Linked DNA regions of Mus musculus: region 1 is linked to region 2. The links are chromatin loops, found by intact Hi-C in ENCODE. Cell type or tissue: gastrocnemius. All regions are shown on one strand. Region 1 overlaps Lrch1 (leucine-rich repeats and calponin homology (CH) domain containing 1). Region 2 holds the start of Lrch1 (leucine-rich repeats and calponin homology (CH) domain containing 1).

What was found. Hi-C counts contacts between places; a loop is a spot of excess contacts. Peaks named below come from ENCODE experiments on the same cell type or tissue, not always from the same donor. Only the 100,000 strongest peaks of a DNase experiment are listed, where the experiment ranks them.
Region 1: a loop joins it to region 2, with 2.1 times the contacts of the local background. A loop is called at or near these places in 9 of 42 quality-filtered maps.

Annotation. Positions count from the first base shown.
Region 1 is chr14:74,791,314-74,799,313 of GRCm38, forward strand. Lrch1 (leucine-rich repeats and calponin homology (CH) domain containing 1) reads right to left here. Exons shown (of 19, transcript NM_001252132.1): 14 at 4,725-4,778; 15 at 3,984-4,056. Among named protein-coding and RNA genes, the nearest start is that of Gm52135, 23 kb to the right of the region's middle. In gastrocnemius, no CTCF peak of the experiment used is centred here; a DNase peak (open chromatin) is centred at 3,843.
Region 2 is chr14:74,944,424-74,952,423 of GRCm38, forward strand. Lrch1 (leucine-rich repeats and calponin homology (CH) domain containing 1) reads right to left here and starts at 3,454. Exons shown (of 19, transcript NM_001252132.1): 1 at 2,961-3,454. The coding sequence starts at 3,237. In gastrocnemius, CTCF peaks have their summits at 3,498 and 4,613 (motif pointing left); DNase peaks (open chromatin) are centred at 2,541, 3,450, 3,761 and 4,598; H3K4me3 peaks cover 4,157 bases; H3K27ac peaks cover 4,223 bases.

The sequences.
Region 1 (8,000 bases), 150 kb before region 2:
GTACAAAGATGGGCAATGAGATGAATACTCTAAGTTTGACCAAGTTAATAATGAAACGTCATGATTATCTAAGGTATCTTGTTTGCAAGGCTGGACAGCTGTGGTGTCAGATAATGAAAAAACAACACAATTGTGGAGATAAGCATTTCTGGACATGCCAAGAAAGCCCACAGAGTAGAAGAGTCTGTTTCTATGGAAGCGTTAAGGACAACACAGTGAGTGGGCTACATTCCTCAGCTTTTCCACTGAGTTAGGAAGCACTGCAGTCACAAGGCCAAGTCTCATGCGCAGGGACTGAAAAGGTATGTGACACTATGGACAAACTGCAAATAAAGAAAAAAATGTAAACCATCAGAAACATCTGACATGGTTGCCCGATCCAGAGGAATATGAAAACAATCCTTTTATTACTGCTGTGGTATAATGTGGTTAGGCTCCTGATTTGTTATACACAGGGGGAAAAAAGGCCATGTAATAAATGCAAAGTTATTTTGTTTTTAAATGTTCATAATGGTTATTGGCTGTGGACATCTCAGAATTTTTAATAAAAAGAAGACTGGCCCAGTACCGCCCACATCAGCTCCTCACCTGTCCAATGAAGGATGGTTTGTCTGACAGGTGACAGTTAAGACCTGCAATACAGACCTCCTATCTGAGCTCTATCACAGCCACATACCAGCATAGAAATTCTGCTGTTAAAAGTCTTTAGACCTTTCCAGGATTGAAAAAAACAAAAACAAAAAAACATGGCCCTCTGGTTTCAGATATTACTCCTCAGGAAATAACTCACACATGAATCTTTCATAATAGCCTTATTTCCAATAGAGAGCATTATACCTATAGTAGCCAGGATTTCATAAAACAGAAACACTTCTTTTTCATAGCTTGATCTTCCGGTTTTATACCAAAGAACAGCTTAGAAAGAAAAATTCTCTCTAACCCTCCTCCTCCTCCTTCTCTTCCTCCTCCTGTCGGTGCTCAGAATTTAAAGCAGGATGACATAAGGAGGGGATTTTGTATCATGATTGCTCTTTAAAAAAATCATGACTATTTTCAGTGAAAATTTTTGAGACCTGCAGTGCTCAAGCTGTGGGTTGTGACCCTTCAGAGGGTTGGACATCCCTTTCCACTCGAGTCCCTTACTGGCAGACAACAAAGATGACTCATAACAGAAACAAGATTACAGTTATGAATTAGCAATGGAAATAATTTAATGATTGGGAGGTCATCAAAACATGATGGACTGTATTAAAGGGTCAGGACCTTAAGATGGTTGAGACCCACTGTTTTACACAACTATAAAGTACTAATATTTCTTGTAGATTCAGTCTGCCAGAATATGTATTCTTCTTTAATAAATGGAAATTTTAGGTGAATCTTAACCAGAGATCACGGCAAGTATTCTAACTATACATTCTCCATTACAGGAGTGAAGCACCACACCCACACTCTAAAAAACAAACTCTGAGAGCATTAACTATGGGGTCAGAAGCAAGTGGAGATAACCGAAATGCGTGAGTTTCAATCTCTGTAGACGAGCAGACAAACCAACCAAACCCCTAGCATAATAGGTAGACAAGAGAGTATTGAAAAAATCCTCCCAGAGTCAGTACCCTCGAGGTAAATCAACTGTCACATCATCAGCTGTTAGGCAAGAGGTCACAAGCACTTGTCTAGACGTTGCCTCAGAGGCTTTCCAGAGTATGGAGTATGCAGGTCAATATATCCTGTCTCCAGGTACACACAGAGGCCTGTGGAGTACAGTCACAGGCTTATTACATGAACATCGAAGAAGAGACAACAAAGCACCTACCATTGTCACTGTTTCCTTCAGATGGAACACTGTAGCTAGAGTTGTCCCATGTTTGTGCCTGTGTAAGTGTGTTGAAGGAGATAGGAGGGAGAATGAGGGCTGGGTCTGCAGACGAGCGAGAGAGCCAGGTGGACAGTTGCACAAGGACCAGGGGGAACCCAGGGGGCCGCAGCATTCCACACGTGGCATGAGGTTCGTATGGAAATGAGGTGGATTTCATTATGTGGGGTTTAAATTCAAATGGACAGTTCAGGAGGGGAATGGGAGATGGCGCATGGAAGGAAAAGAACGATAAAAACCGAGTGTTAGTACTGGCTCACACTCTGCATGCAGTTAATAGCCTTAATCTTAACAGTTCTGCGAGCCTGCAGCCTAGCGTGCTGTTGGGTCATGGCAGCAGAAGGAAAGAACTTGGTCATTCAGGCAGCGGAAAGCAGAAAGGCCCACAGATACCCTTTGCCAACCCCTTTTAACAACTAGTCAGCTGACATAATTGCACAATTCACCCAGAACTCCTGGGTCACATTAGACAACACTCAAAATGTATACATGCATCTGATATTTAGAAACAAAATGACTATAGAGGAATTGTGTATTTTAATGCTTTTACAGAACTGAGACAGTAACTAAATACTCTCTTTTTCATCTCTCCACAGAACCTGAATGGTGTACACTGCAGGTTCAAGGCAATCTCTAACTTGGTAAGCTTGGTTTAGGCTCTATAGATGCATTAAAAGTCTGTGGATCCATTTTACAACTTAATTGTAAAAGTCTAACACTCAAAGGGCTATTAATCTTTGCAGACTCTCACTCACGTTTTGATTTCAGTTATGAGACATTTTGAAATGCTGCAGAACTGTCCAGTGGCTTGCGAGAGAACTGTCGCCAGCCACGAGGCAGGGGGGTATAATAGCAGTGACCTCCATTTCTCCCAGAACAGAGCTCGGATTATGGGCATAATTGAGGTGTACCCCAGATTTGTCTGTATACGCCCACTTCCTTACATTAGGGGGCCAGTCACTTGAGTTTTCTACGATCTCATCCTCACCCTTCCTATCTGTAACATTCTCTAGGGCTAGAGATACCGCTCAGTGGTAGTGCACGGCCCTGACACGTGTAAGGGCCTGGGTTTAATTCCTAGGACTGAAAAAAACAAGACAGGAAAGATCTAGAAACTCTGATCATACTAAAGCCATTTCCCAACTGTTTATTTTCTCTTATTCTATTCTAACGGCCAGGACACCTCCACACTTGGCCACGTGTGCCCATCAATCAATGTCTTCCAAGAACAAACCATCTCCCCTATAAAACGAATCATCTCTGTTTTTCCCCTAGCGATGTTTATTCAAGCCAGAAATGGGTAACGCTCATACTGTTGTCAAAATGCTTTGCCTCAAATCCAAGATCACCTGTGTTTTCTACCAGGTGTGCTTGTGTGTGTCCAGGGCCCTTGTAAGAACTATTTAAAAGCATTCGTGGTAAATATAGTAAGTCTGAGAGGAACAAAAAAGCACAAACAAACAAGGTCCCAAAAGAAGGCATTTAGCACCAAAACTGGAAATGTGGAAAGAAATGTATTTTTCTACCTGGGGCCCTTTTTTAAAAAATTAAAAGTAACTTTGCACTTTGCTAACATTAACTTTGTCAATATGGTAACACAAACTACAACCAAGTAGGTCAAAAAGTAAGGTGTTTTCCTTTCTAAGAAGTTTCCCCGACTCCTAACCACTCATACAAGCCTTAAAGTGCTCACCCTCTTGTGTGAGTCAATGCAGAGCCCTTACCATGCCTGGAAAGCAACTGGGGTCGTCTTGGGGAGGACTCTGCCTGCAGGCTGCCCTGTACCTCCTCAGGGCACCAGGAACCTTTGGGGTAAAGCGGAGCCGGTTTATTCCCACGGGTTAAAAGCTGGAAGGGAGTATTCCTTCCCTACTTACATTGCCCTTTGCCACTTTTCTTTGCTGTGATTCAGAAGAGGGCGAGCTGCCCAGTCCTGGAAGCACAGACCTCACAATAGCATAACGTTATCACCCGACCTCACCAAGCTGCTGCTATTCTGATGCCAGGACCCCAGCCGACTAGAACTGGCAAAGCTCATATTACTCACGAATAAGTTTGAAAGGCCAAAGAGAAATCATTTTAGTTACTTTAGTTACTGAGGTCAACGTACCTGAACGAGGCTTCAGGCCAAACGGAGCTGTGATGTTTGCAGTAGGAGACACTGAAGGGGAGTTCTCTCGTATCTGTGGGGTGAGAAAACAATTGGGAAATGAAGAAGCAGATGGACTTGTATGGTTAGTGATTGTTATAAAATGACTCTGCTTTTGCTATGGCTGCCTTGTGATGGATGACAGCTTGGCTTTTTAAAAAAGACATTTTGTAAATACTCTAAGAGGTGGTCAATAGAATGTTTTCCGGTATTCTTTTTGTTGTTGCATTGAAGTCTTTATTTGCTCACTACAAAATCATCTTGCAGTGACACAAAGCCGTGATCTGCCTCTCATTGGACACATCTGACTGCAGACGGGCAGGCACGCCAAAGAGCACGTCTAACGGAGCCTCTGTAACACGGAGACACACGGCTAACACTGAGCATGCAGCTCATCACGCAGAAACTGCGCATCGAACCATCTTGGGTAGCAACTGAGGAAATGTCATCTGAATGATCATCTGCCGTTTTCCATAAAGACATCCCACCCCTAGATCTCAAAGGCCATTTCTCACAGAATTAATCTTTAGTGATGTATAGAGCCAAGTGATTTTGTGACAGTGAGTGACAACTATCGAGAGACCCCAGAGACAGTCCCATTAACTCTTTAATCCCGGAGTCAGACTATCCAACTCTGGGACCAATGGTTCAGTTTGGTCTCCATGGAATACCTCAGCTGCCATTAACCCTCAGGAAGCTTACCTCATTGGGAGAATACTGGCTTCCATTACTCTGTAACATTAGATCATTTTGCACCTTAAGGGAGAGAGAAATGTATACGTTCCATTAGATTTGGAGAAAGAGGAGGCAAGGACTACATCTTTTTTTTATTGCTGCCATAGCCCTGGCCCAGAAGCACACACTAACTAGCAAATGTTGAATTAATTCATGGTTAAGTAGCTAAGAAGGTCATCCTTCTATTTTCTAAAACTACGCAGCTTGTATCCATTGAGAAAAATCTAAAGACTAGCACAGATTAACATGAGAGCCCCCAAACAGGGATCTTTCCCCAGTAGCTATGAGCGCATCTTACCTGGCCAAGTAACCAAACTGTCTCCTGGCTCCTTTCTCTATTTGAATTATGGGTTTTTAGAAATGGTCCAAACTAGTAGTTCCAAAATATACAGAAATTTTCAGTAGGTACACACGCTTGAACCCTGAGCAACCTTGAAAAACCTCATTCACGTGACCTGTTTATTATCAGTCTGCTTTGGCAGTCACTGGTTAAGAGAGCTGTTAAGGAACCAAGCATGACTTAACATATACACTCTAATAAATAAAAAATTTGCAAAAAAAAAAAAGAGCTGGGTGTGGTGGCGTCCGCCTTTAATCCCAGCACTTGGGAGGCAGAGGCAGGTGGATTTCTGAGTTCAAGGCCAGCCTGGTCTACAAAGTGAGTTCCAGAACAGCCAGGACTATACAGAGAAACCCTGTCTCAAAAAACAAACAAAAAATAAAACAAAATAAAAATAAAAAGTTTGGGGATAGCTAATAAACACCTGCATATATGCCACCATAAAAGTGTAAATCTAAGGTGCCCATTGTGTGGAGGAGTGCTATTTAAAATGAACCCAAGGGAAATGCATGTAGAATAAAATGTCATTCATGTCCCTACTCAATTAAAGGGCCTTCTTAGGAGAGCCAACTAGACTTCTACCAACTCTCCCCATTGTCCTCACAAACTCCTCTCCTCAGTACTATTTACAAGCAAGGGAGGTGCGTTCTCACCTTGTGGACACCTATGGTACATAACTTCATGTGGCCAGTCTTCTAAACTATGTTTAAGGCAGGTCACATGACATGCAGGCAGACCCTCTACAACCTCTGCCTCCCCTCTCAGTGGTGGTAACACACTGTGCTCAATCTTCCCGGGCTACCCGTGCTCCCTTGCAGGTCCACAAACTAAGCTGTCCTCATGCCTTGTTATACACTCTATCCTTTCCGGAAGAACACAGCAAACAACTCAGGATGGCAACCCACTAGAAATGTTACCAGTACCAACATCTTCTGTTCACTCAACCATTTTGCTACTTTATGGGTCTCACGATCCGTCCTCCACAACAAAAAAAAAGCCACACCCTGCACAAGTAGGCAACCAACTGTCGGTCTGGAGAAAGGGTGTGTCGATGTGTGACCAAATAACAAGTGAGACCAGGGACCTAGAGAAGCCACAACTTATTTCCTTTTCCTTCATCACATGACTTCCTTTTTGCATCAGGCTGGCTGTCCATCCCTTCCTTTTGAAAGCCTGTCATGGGTCCAAAGCTCCCTTGAGAGGGTAGACAAGAATGCCTTACGCAAGCATGGTTACTCACCAAAGCAAAGGGAGACAAGCTTACAGCACTGTAACCTGACAGAGAGCACCGGCAGCTGAACGGAGAGGAGTTCGGGAACCTCTGACCCCTAGAAGCTTCGTTTCCTTCCTTGTGCTCTGGCAATCTTGGAAACAAGTAAGTGCTGTTTCTCCACAGGGTCTCACTAGGCAGTCCAGGTTCACCCTGAAACTGGAATCCTCCGGCCTCAATGGCAGAATTACACCATCCCCAGCCACACAGGCTGCCCCTGCCTCGGCCTGGGCAGAATAGGAGGTTGAAGTGAGTGCAGCTACTGCTTCCAGGGGGCGGGCTTGAGCACCTGGCTTGGGCAGGGATCCCAATGAAAATTAGATGCAGACTGAATTGTGAACTAGGCTCAGTCTATATGTAGATACATACCCATCCTCTTCTAGCCTTTCCAAACGCCTTCCACACTCCTGGAAGCGTTGCTCATGAACTCATAAGTGTATTGGCTTCTTGCCTTCCGCTAAGACAAAGCTTTTAAGGAGAGGTTCCACGCCATCAGCTGTCGCTAAGGTTTGGAGTGTGACAAACTGAATACAAAGAAGGCAATCTAGTGTGATGGAATAGCCGGCCTATCCATTACCATGGTAACGAGTCAGCCAGTCTCAACCGTGAGCATCATGTCCTGCATCCATGAACAGGTCACGTTAACTCCTATATTTCCTAACAGCCATCAGGAATATACGCTGCTAAGAGAACGACCTTTGTGGTCCTCAAGGCTTCCTCAGTGACACACAGCGACACCCAGAGCATACTTACTGAGGAGATGGAAATACAAAGTCCTGATTTCATGAAGGTTTGACTTGGAAAAGGTCTGCTTTACTCTGGTGTAAAAAGAGTCTCACACAACCCTGACCTGCCTCAAACTTGTCTTGTAACCAAAGCTCCCACTGAACTCCTGATCCTCCTAATTCCGCCTCCTGCTGTTCCAGGTGTATGCTGCCATGCCACTTACTGAAGGCTTTTAGCAAAACATTCAATAAATTACTTTAGATTACTACTATACAGCAGGCATTTTAAATGATTTTCCCTCGCTGCAAGCTATTATAAACGCTCCGAACCCATTAGGGTAGGCTAGGCAAAGCAACAGTGCTCACTATGGTAGGTAGATTAAATGCATTTTTGCATTAATGTTTTTAACAGCAATACATGAGAGGAACCAGAAACCCATTATAAATCAAAAAGGGCTTGTGTTGATAAGGCCTATAAAACATGAAGCACAAAACCTGGCACCCAGCAAGGCTTCTTTTTCTGTTAGGAATAAGCACTTGTAAACAGAGACACAATGTTTGAACTGTGCCCTGGATTTTTTAATCTTGTGTCCTCCTCACCCTGAAGTCATTCAGCAGGATAGTCATCAGGAGCTAAAACATCTCTTCATAGACTTCTCACTGGTCATGCGGGAACAATGAAATAACCATAATACAGTAATAAAATGGGGTGATATAACAATGGAGTGTTTCAACTAAATACAAGCAATGGGGGCAAGAAGGACACAGCAAGCCTCCAAATCTGAGAGCCCGGGAAGAGCACGCAACAGCACCAAGGCAATATCCAAAATAAGAATGCAGACCCTCAATCAAGAGGAAACATCAGACAAACACTAAAGGAAGAATATCCCCCAAGACAAGGGAAGGGC
Region 2 (8,000 bases):
ATCTCCCATCCCTTCCTCAAACCAGAGTGGGACCTCACAGAACAGGTGAAGGGATGAAGGTCTATGGAATGAACCTTCAAGAAGCCTCCCAAATTCTACTCTCTCCACGGTTGCCCTCTGCCCAACAGGCTTCGGTCAGGACACAAACACTAGAGAGAAGCCTTGAGGACTCAGATCACTGGTCTGTGTCTCAGCAGGGGTATGACTTTAAGCATGTAACCTGGCTTCTCTCTACGGGGAGATGATGTTCCAACTGTGCTCCTGACACAGACTTCACAGTTAGCCAAGTAAGTACCATGCCCACATCAGTTCTAATCCAGTCTAGGATAGTAACGCCTCTGCCACTGTCCCCAGCTACTTCCCAGTAAGCTTACTTACTACAGGACTGCCTGTCTTGGCACAAAGCATGCTGTTTTGATTGAATTTCAGGGAAATAACAGCCTAAAAGTGAAATTAAGAAGGTCTTTGTTTTGGTTTTGGTTTCTTGTACTACTGAGCAGTTCAGGGCCTCTCATCTCTTACTTTACATCTCTGTTCAGTTGGGCTGTGTGGCCCAAGTATGTGGTGCTGTCTGTAGAAATAGCTGCTGGAAAGGCTAAATTTTACAAGACACAATGAAACACATAACTTAACAGAGAGAAAAGGCTCCCCACTACCCAAGTAAACTTATGAAAGGGTCTTGAGGATCGTCATAGTCCATCCTTAGATGTTTGAGCCCAGGAGAAGCCACTATCTGTATGGGATTTATTATTACCAAAGGTTCAACATCTCCCTCAACTCCCTTATGTGTAGGAAATGTCAACACCCCCCACGGAATGTCTTTATTTTGCTTTGTTGCTTTCACAAGTAAAGAATAATGCTCAATTTAATACACTCTTTGGGGGATGTGGGGGTGTATAGGCATGAAGAATGAGTCAGGGCCGCCTTAACCTGTAACGGAGGCTGGCCTGGAATTTACTACTAAGTCCAGACTGGCCTCCAACTACTGGGCTCACAGGCAAAGTCCCCGTGTCCAACCTAAGCATTTCTGGAGAAGAGAGGAATACTCACTCACATGTGTGACTCAGGTCAAGGCAAGCAATCCTTAACACATGTGAATGTTGAAACTTTTACATAAAACAACAGACTCTTCAGCTACTGTTTTTGTTTTTGCTTTTGTTTTCTTTATGGTATTGCCTTAAGTGCCCACAAACGTAGCTGACATTCTTTTGCCGCTGCTGCTCCAAAATAGTAACTGTTTTAGGGTGGAGAATTAGCATGAAGCCTCTTACTTTTGACTACTTAAGGATTTTAGGAGCATTAAAATATATGTAACACTCCTAATGCCTGGACACCTGCACACCCCACCGCACACAGAGAGAACAGGAAGGAAGGACCCTTTCCACACAGTGTCAACTCACAGAGGCGGTAACTGAAAGATGAACACCTCCCTCCACTACTTTTAAAGCAATGGTATTCTCAAAGACATGCCAGCACAGCACACATGCCAACTCTACCCAACCTTGGGAGGAATCATGAGTAATACTGAAGTGTTGGAATAACTCTAAGCCTGCTACTGAATAGCGCGAACACGTTAGCATGGGGCATTCTGATTCTCCATTCTGCAGTACACAGCCATTCTAACTATGGCAGATGGGAAGGAAAACATGGGGTGACTTTTTAAGGTTAATGATTCAGGCGACTCTTAGAATAACTTCTACTTGAGAAGCTGTAACTATGAGGTCCTATCAAGAGCCTCTCCAGCTGTTGAAAACTGAGTTCTGGAATTTCCCCTCTGCTTACCCATTCCTGACAATCCTTAAACCCAAATATCACCGTTTAATGACTCCAGAGGAGTGCTTCTAGCCTCCAATGGACTCAGAACTCCATCTAAATTTTCAATTGGTCTCCTGATTAAATGTTTATGGAATTAACCAGAAACCTAGCCTCCGAAAGCCACAGCTGGCTCCCCTGCCCCGCCCCCTAGTCTTCCTTTATAAGTAGCTGAAGGACCCCATCTGAAAGCCAAGCCATTCAGAAGCCTAAGAGACCTGATGCAAGTCGGAAGAGACAACGACAGTCGTGAGGTCTAGGCAATGGCACAAAAGTGGGGCACCCACTGCCCTGGGAAACGCTAGGCGCTCGCTGGGGTACAAATCGTCCCGCAAAGAACAGAACAGGATATGGTCGGAAACTTAAGTCAGATCTGCACGGATTCCCAAGGCCCCAACCCTCTTCCACCACCCTCCTTCCTGTTTATGGGTCCACTCCCACAACTCCGACTACTAAAGGGAAAGCAGACATCTCCAAAATATGTCAACACATGACACAACTTGAAGAAGCAGGCTGCTCTGTGGCGCGGGTTACAACTTGCCGGGCTCACACTGGCAAACAGGCTCACTTTAATTACTTTTCATTTACTATGCCACGCTTCCCCTCCAGGGCCCCCGCAAAGACCGGGGTTAGTGAGAACCGGGGAGCCCCGGTGGAGGGAACCAAAATGTGTGGGCGGAGAGCCAGACACCAGCCTCTGCTCGCACAGGCGCAGAACCAAGGTTGGCACCGCCTCTCTGGCTGCAGCAAGCCACGGTCGCGCGGCGCGGAGGCCGGGGCCCCGACACTACGCGGAGAGGACAGGGCTAGCCGACGGCCGGCCACCTTTGTCTGGCCTTCCCCACCCACCAGGACGCAGAATGCTTCCATGTAGAGGTCCACGACTTGGTTCGTGTTCTGGACTTGCTCGCGGTCGCCCGAGATGCCCCCACTTCCCGCGCGCCAGGAACAGCTCCTAGGCGCATCCCTGCGCTCCTGCACCACGGTCGCAGGTCGCCGGGGCCAGGAGGACCACCGTGCCCGCTACAACCACCGTGCTCGTTGCAGAACCCGCTCCTGCCGAGCCAATCTAGTAACACATTCGGGCCCGGCGGGAAGGAGCGACAGCCCGGCTCGCACACGCGTGGCCAGCCCCGGCCTTGTCTCACCTGCCCGAACCGTGTCCGAGAGGTCATGTCCCGGGGCCGTAGTCCTGGGAAACTCCTTCAGCTTCCTGGCGCTCAGGTTCAAGCCCCCAGAGTTGGCCGCCTCCTCCAGCGCGCGCTCCAAACCACGGTTCAAGGGCAGGTTGAAGCCGGTGCCGCCGGTGCCTCCGTGGTGCTGGTGGTGTTGGTGGTGTTGGTGGTGCTGGTGGAGATGCGGGTGCAGGGCGGTTACCGAGAGAGCGGGCGCGAAAGCTTGGGGTTCGCTTCCCGGCGTCGCCATCTTCTCCCGGTCCCCCGCCCCGCCGCTCCTGCGCGGGGTCACAGGTTTCCCCGGCGGTCCCGAGTCCCCGCAGCGCTCCCTCGAAAGCCGCGGGACTGCGGGAGGGGCGGCAAGCGGCGCAGAGGTGGAGGCAGCAGTTCGATCGCCAAGGTTTCCAGCCGGGGGAGCCAAGGGCTGCGGCGGCGGCAGCGACGGCAGCGGTGGCGCGCCTGTGTCTGCTCGTGCTCGCGCCCCCGCCCGCCGCTCCTCCTCCGCAGCTTGTTGGCGCTCCACCCCCGAAGCTGGCTGGAACTGGATGCACATTCTGGGTGACTTTCTCTCCAGCCCGACCCCTTGTAGTTTACACATCTGCGGGCCAGGGTATTTTGTCGGTTTCGTTTTTGTCTTCTGGGATTTTTTTTAAGCCGTTTATGAAAACCCAGGCGAGGCGGGAGACAAGATTTGGAATACAAGGTCACAGGGAGGAGAGTGGTTCTGGTTGATTGATCCAGAGTTGCCCCCAAAAGCAGTTTTTCCACTGTGGGTTTACCCTCACGGACGCCCCCTGGCATTTAGGTGCTTACCATACAAAATCTCTCACTAAATCCAGGAAATCTGTGAGTGGAAAAATTGCTTCCTTCAGCGAGAGGAAGTTAAAGCGAGCCGCGATCACCCCTGCAGAATTCGAACACGCAGCCCACAGTCACCAAAATTTTGCACCTTCACTACAGACCACAGGAACAAGAAAGACTTCAGGGCAAATAGACAAATCTATAGAGGAAGGGCTTTGAGAAAGGGTAATTTTTATGATAAAATACCCAAATTATTACTCCAAGCGTTAGAACGCCAAAGACCTAGTGATCACAAAGGTCATATCTTAAACCTAAGCCTAGGTACTATGAAATGTTCCGGGTGCGCCACCTTCTTATTCATGTGAGGCATGGGAACTGAACTGTCTGATTGCAAACAAATCTTCTGCCATGGGTTGACCTACAGTGGGCGCCTGAGCCAGGCCTTGCACCCCATGGAAGAGCCAGAGGACCTGTGTCACCTAAAGCCACCCAGCTGGAAGACTGATAAAGCCTCCATTCCCTTCCCACACCTTAACAGCCTGGGACCCAAAGCTTGATAGTCTCTATGGAGTGACTCGGCTTGGAGAAATGAGGCTGGAGTGAAGTATGGACATGATACAACTTTATCATACATACTACAGTAATGCAGATCTGTGATAGTCTAGGCAGCCGCGTGGACCTAATGACTTCTTGGGCTCAGCACTAAGTATGACATGATCTATGTCACTTGCATGGACTTCGCTACAGGGCTACCCCTTAATTCCTGAGATTCCAGGCTGAGAGCAAATCCTACTTATTCCGGAAGAAACAGGCGCCACCTAGTGGTGTGCCGCCCTCACCCCCCACCACCTTCCTCCTCTCTGGCTCCACTTCCTTCAAGTCTCTATGATTTCATAAACTGTGCCTTAAGCTTAGTTTTGTTTTCACCCTGTTCTGTAGGCGGTCTCTTCGATCTGTTGCTTCCTTTGTGGTGTAGAAGCATTTTCATTTCATTCAATCTTGCTTGACAGTTTTTGTAATCATTTCCTGTGAGCTTAGGGCTCTTTTCAGAGAATCCTTCCCAATTCCTGCATCATGGAGGGTTTTTTCCTGTTTTCCTTTGACCATTTAAGGTTTTTGAGTGTTATATTAAGTGCTTTGATCCATTTTGAATTGATCTTTGGGCAGGGCAAGATACAGAGATCCAGTTTAATTCTTCCACATGCAGAATCTAGCTTTCCCAGCGCGATGTGCCAGAGACCTTCTTTTCTCTGGTGTGTGCTTTGGGTACCTAGTGAGGTAGCCTTAGGTGCAGCTGCACTGATTCATTCCTGAATCTTCTGCTCCTTTGAGTTACGTGGTTTTGTGGCAACACCATGCTGTGTTTCTTCCTGCAGTTCTGTGATACTTAGAATCTTCTATTGCCATTCCTCCAGCCATTACCTTTTTTGTTCAGTATTGTTTTGACTACCCAGCATCATTTGAAATTTAGGTTGTCAATATCTAGGATGTTAAAAGAATGACAGAAAAATATTAAACACCCAAGAAATCTATCCAGTCAACAAATGGGCAGATGAAATGAACAGACACTTCTCAAAAGATAAAGTACAAATAATTTAAAAAAAAAAAAGATGCAAAATATGTTCAGAGTCCTTAACCAGGGGGAGCTGTAATCAAAACTGCAATGAGAATACATCTTACCACCAGATAAAATGGCTAGCACTAAAACAAACAGCATCGGATACTGATGAGAATGAAGGAGAGGAGGGGAAGGAAGACTTAGGTCCCTTTAGCAATAACATCAACTAGTATAGCCACTGTGGAAATCAACATGAAGGGTCTTCCAAAACTAAAATAAAGGTAGAACCACATTCTGATATTATATTATATACTGTGGTGGAATATTGAAAGATAAAGACAGAATGCCAGGTGCAGAAAATAAAAAGAAAATTAAAATAAAAAAAACAGAACATCTGTATAAAGAGTTCTGATCCAGCTGCAGCATTCTAGAGAATACACCCAGAGGAGCCTAAGCCAATACACTACAAATACACACACATCTGTGGCTCTATGGACAAGTTATAGAATCAGCCTGGGCATCTGAATAAAGAATAGGCAGTATTATATACACAGCGGAGTTTTGTTCAGTCATAAGGAAGAACAAAATTGTGTCATTTGCGAGGAAATGGATAGATCCAGAGTTCAGCATACTGTGCAATATATGCCAGACTCAGGAAGACAAATACTCTAACACAGAGAGTTGATGACCGAGAAAGGGGCCTATCTGGGAAGAGAAGGGGGACTTGTTTGATGGGACACCAGAGAAGATAATGGGAGGAGATATGAGAAAAGAACATAGCTAACTTTAACAAAAATGTCATTATGAAAATCTACAATCTTACACAATGAACATGCACTGCCCTGCTTTGCTTTCTAATGCTGTGATCAACGCCACGGCAAAAAGTAATTTAGAGAAAAAAAAAGGTTTACGCTTAGAGCTTAGCCATCCTGAGGAGAGGTCAGAGCAGTGGCAGGAGCTGAAGCAGTCGTTGGAGGAATGCTTCTTACTGGCTGGCTCCTCACAACTTGTTCCTCCTCCTCTTTTATACAACCCAAGACCACCTGCCCACACAAGGAACTGACTACAGTAGGCTGGGCCCCCCCCCCACATCAATCATCAATCAAGAAAATGCACCCACAGACTTACCTACAGGCCAACCTGATGGAGGCATTTTCTCAATTGAGGTTCCCTCCTCCTAGATGACCTTCTAGCTTGTGTGAAGTTGCCCCCCCCCAAAAAAAGCAAGCCAGCAAGCCTATACACTAATAAAAGGGTCTAACGTGACTTTGAAGTTACTTAAGTGAAAACATATTTACATCATATAAAAATTGATCTTTCTTTTTTCCCCTGTCCTCAGTGACCTTTTGCTTAAAATCTAGCAGGGAGATGAAGACTATTGCCCCCATCCCCAATGGACTACAAACCTAGGTCAGAACAAGAGGTAGACTGAATACACCCACCACAACAGGCATAAATAACTTCTTTTAAATAAAAATAGATTTAAATTTAAAAATCCTTTCTTAGAGGAGCAAAGACAATGAGTGTATACTTTGGATAAATATCCAAGTCCCCCCTACCGCCCCCCAGTGTCCTGTCCTGTCCTGGTCCTTGTAGTCTCTTGTATCTTGTGCAGATTTCCAACCTGCAAACTCTGTAACCAAATCCTCTTAGCCTCTCTCTCCTTCCCAGTATCTCAAAACCTACAGTATTCTGCATGTAAAGGCTGCACAATGTCTCATAGCAAGTTGCTATTTGCTGGGATAGCTCTAAAGTTTTAAATGATTTTTTTCTGCACAAAAGGAGGCGCTTTTTCTTCAAACTGAGAGGAATCCTTGCCTCTTGACACTAATCCTGAATATTTCTAAAAAAAAAAAAAAAAAAAAAAAAAAAAAAAAAAAAAAAAATCAAGATATGCCATGTGTCCTTTTGGATGGCTCTCATGCCGCTTCATTGTTTCTTCAAAAGCATGGACATGTCTCTTTTGTTAGATGCCCTGTTTATTTCATTTCTCCTAAAATTGGAGTCCTCTCCTTGTCATTGAGCATATAAGGTCTGTTAGGAGGGACTGTGTTGTGTCGTGCGGCTATTGCTGTTTCATTGGGAAATGAACTCACAACCATGCGGATCACCCAGAGGATCCTGACTGAGTTCCCTCCCAGGGTCTGGTGTCTCAGGTTCTCATCTCTGGTTTCTTTGAACTGTCTAGTAAACAGTGAGCTCTCCTGGGCTCCAAAGTTGGCACTCCCAACCCTGTAGCCTCATTATTTAACTATCCAAGAACTAAAAACACTCAGAAAAAAAAAAGTCAACCAAACATATACAGATTGTTTTTGCCCTTGTCATCCTTCCTGAAACAATATTATATTGGGAACTATTACACATGAATCAGATATTACAGGGAATCTAGAGAGAATTTAAGGTGAGTGGCAGGCTACAGGACTTCAGCATCTTCTGGACTCAGTGTCTGCAGGGAGGTCATACATCTAACCCCCCATGGAACCACTCTATTTGTAACATATTGTCTACTGAAACTCACCAAGAATTCTCTTTGAGTAGAAACCCAAAATCCAGTCCGTGTTCTATGGTCCCCTCTGCTCAAAGCTAACTGGACAAGAAGAAGCTGACACCATGCCCAGCCATCCACAGCCAATGAGGTCTCCCATCAATCTCTG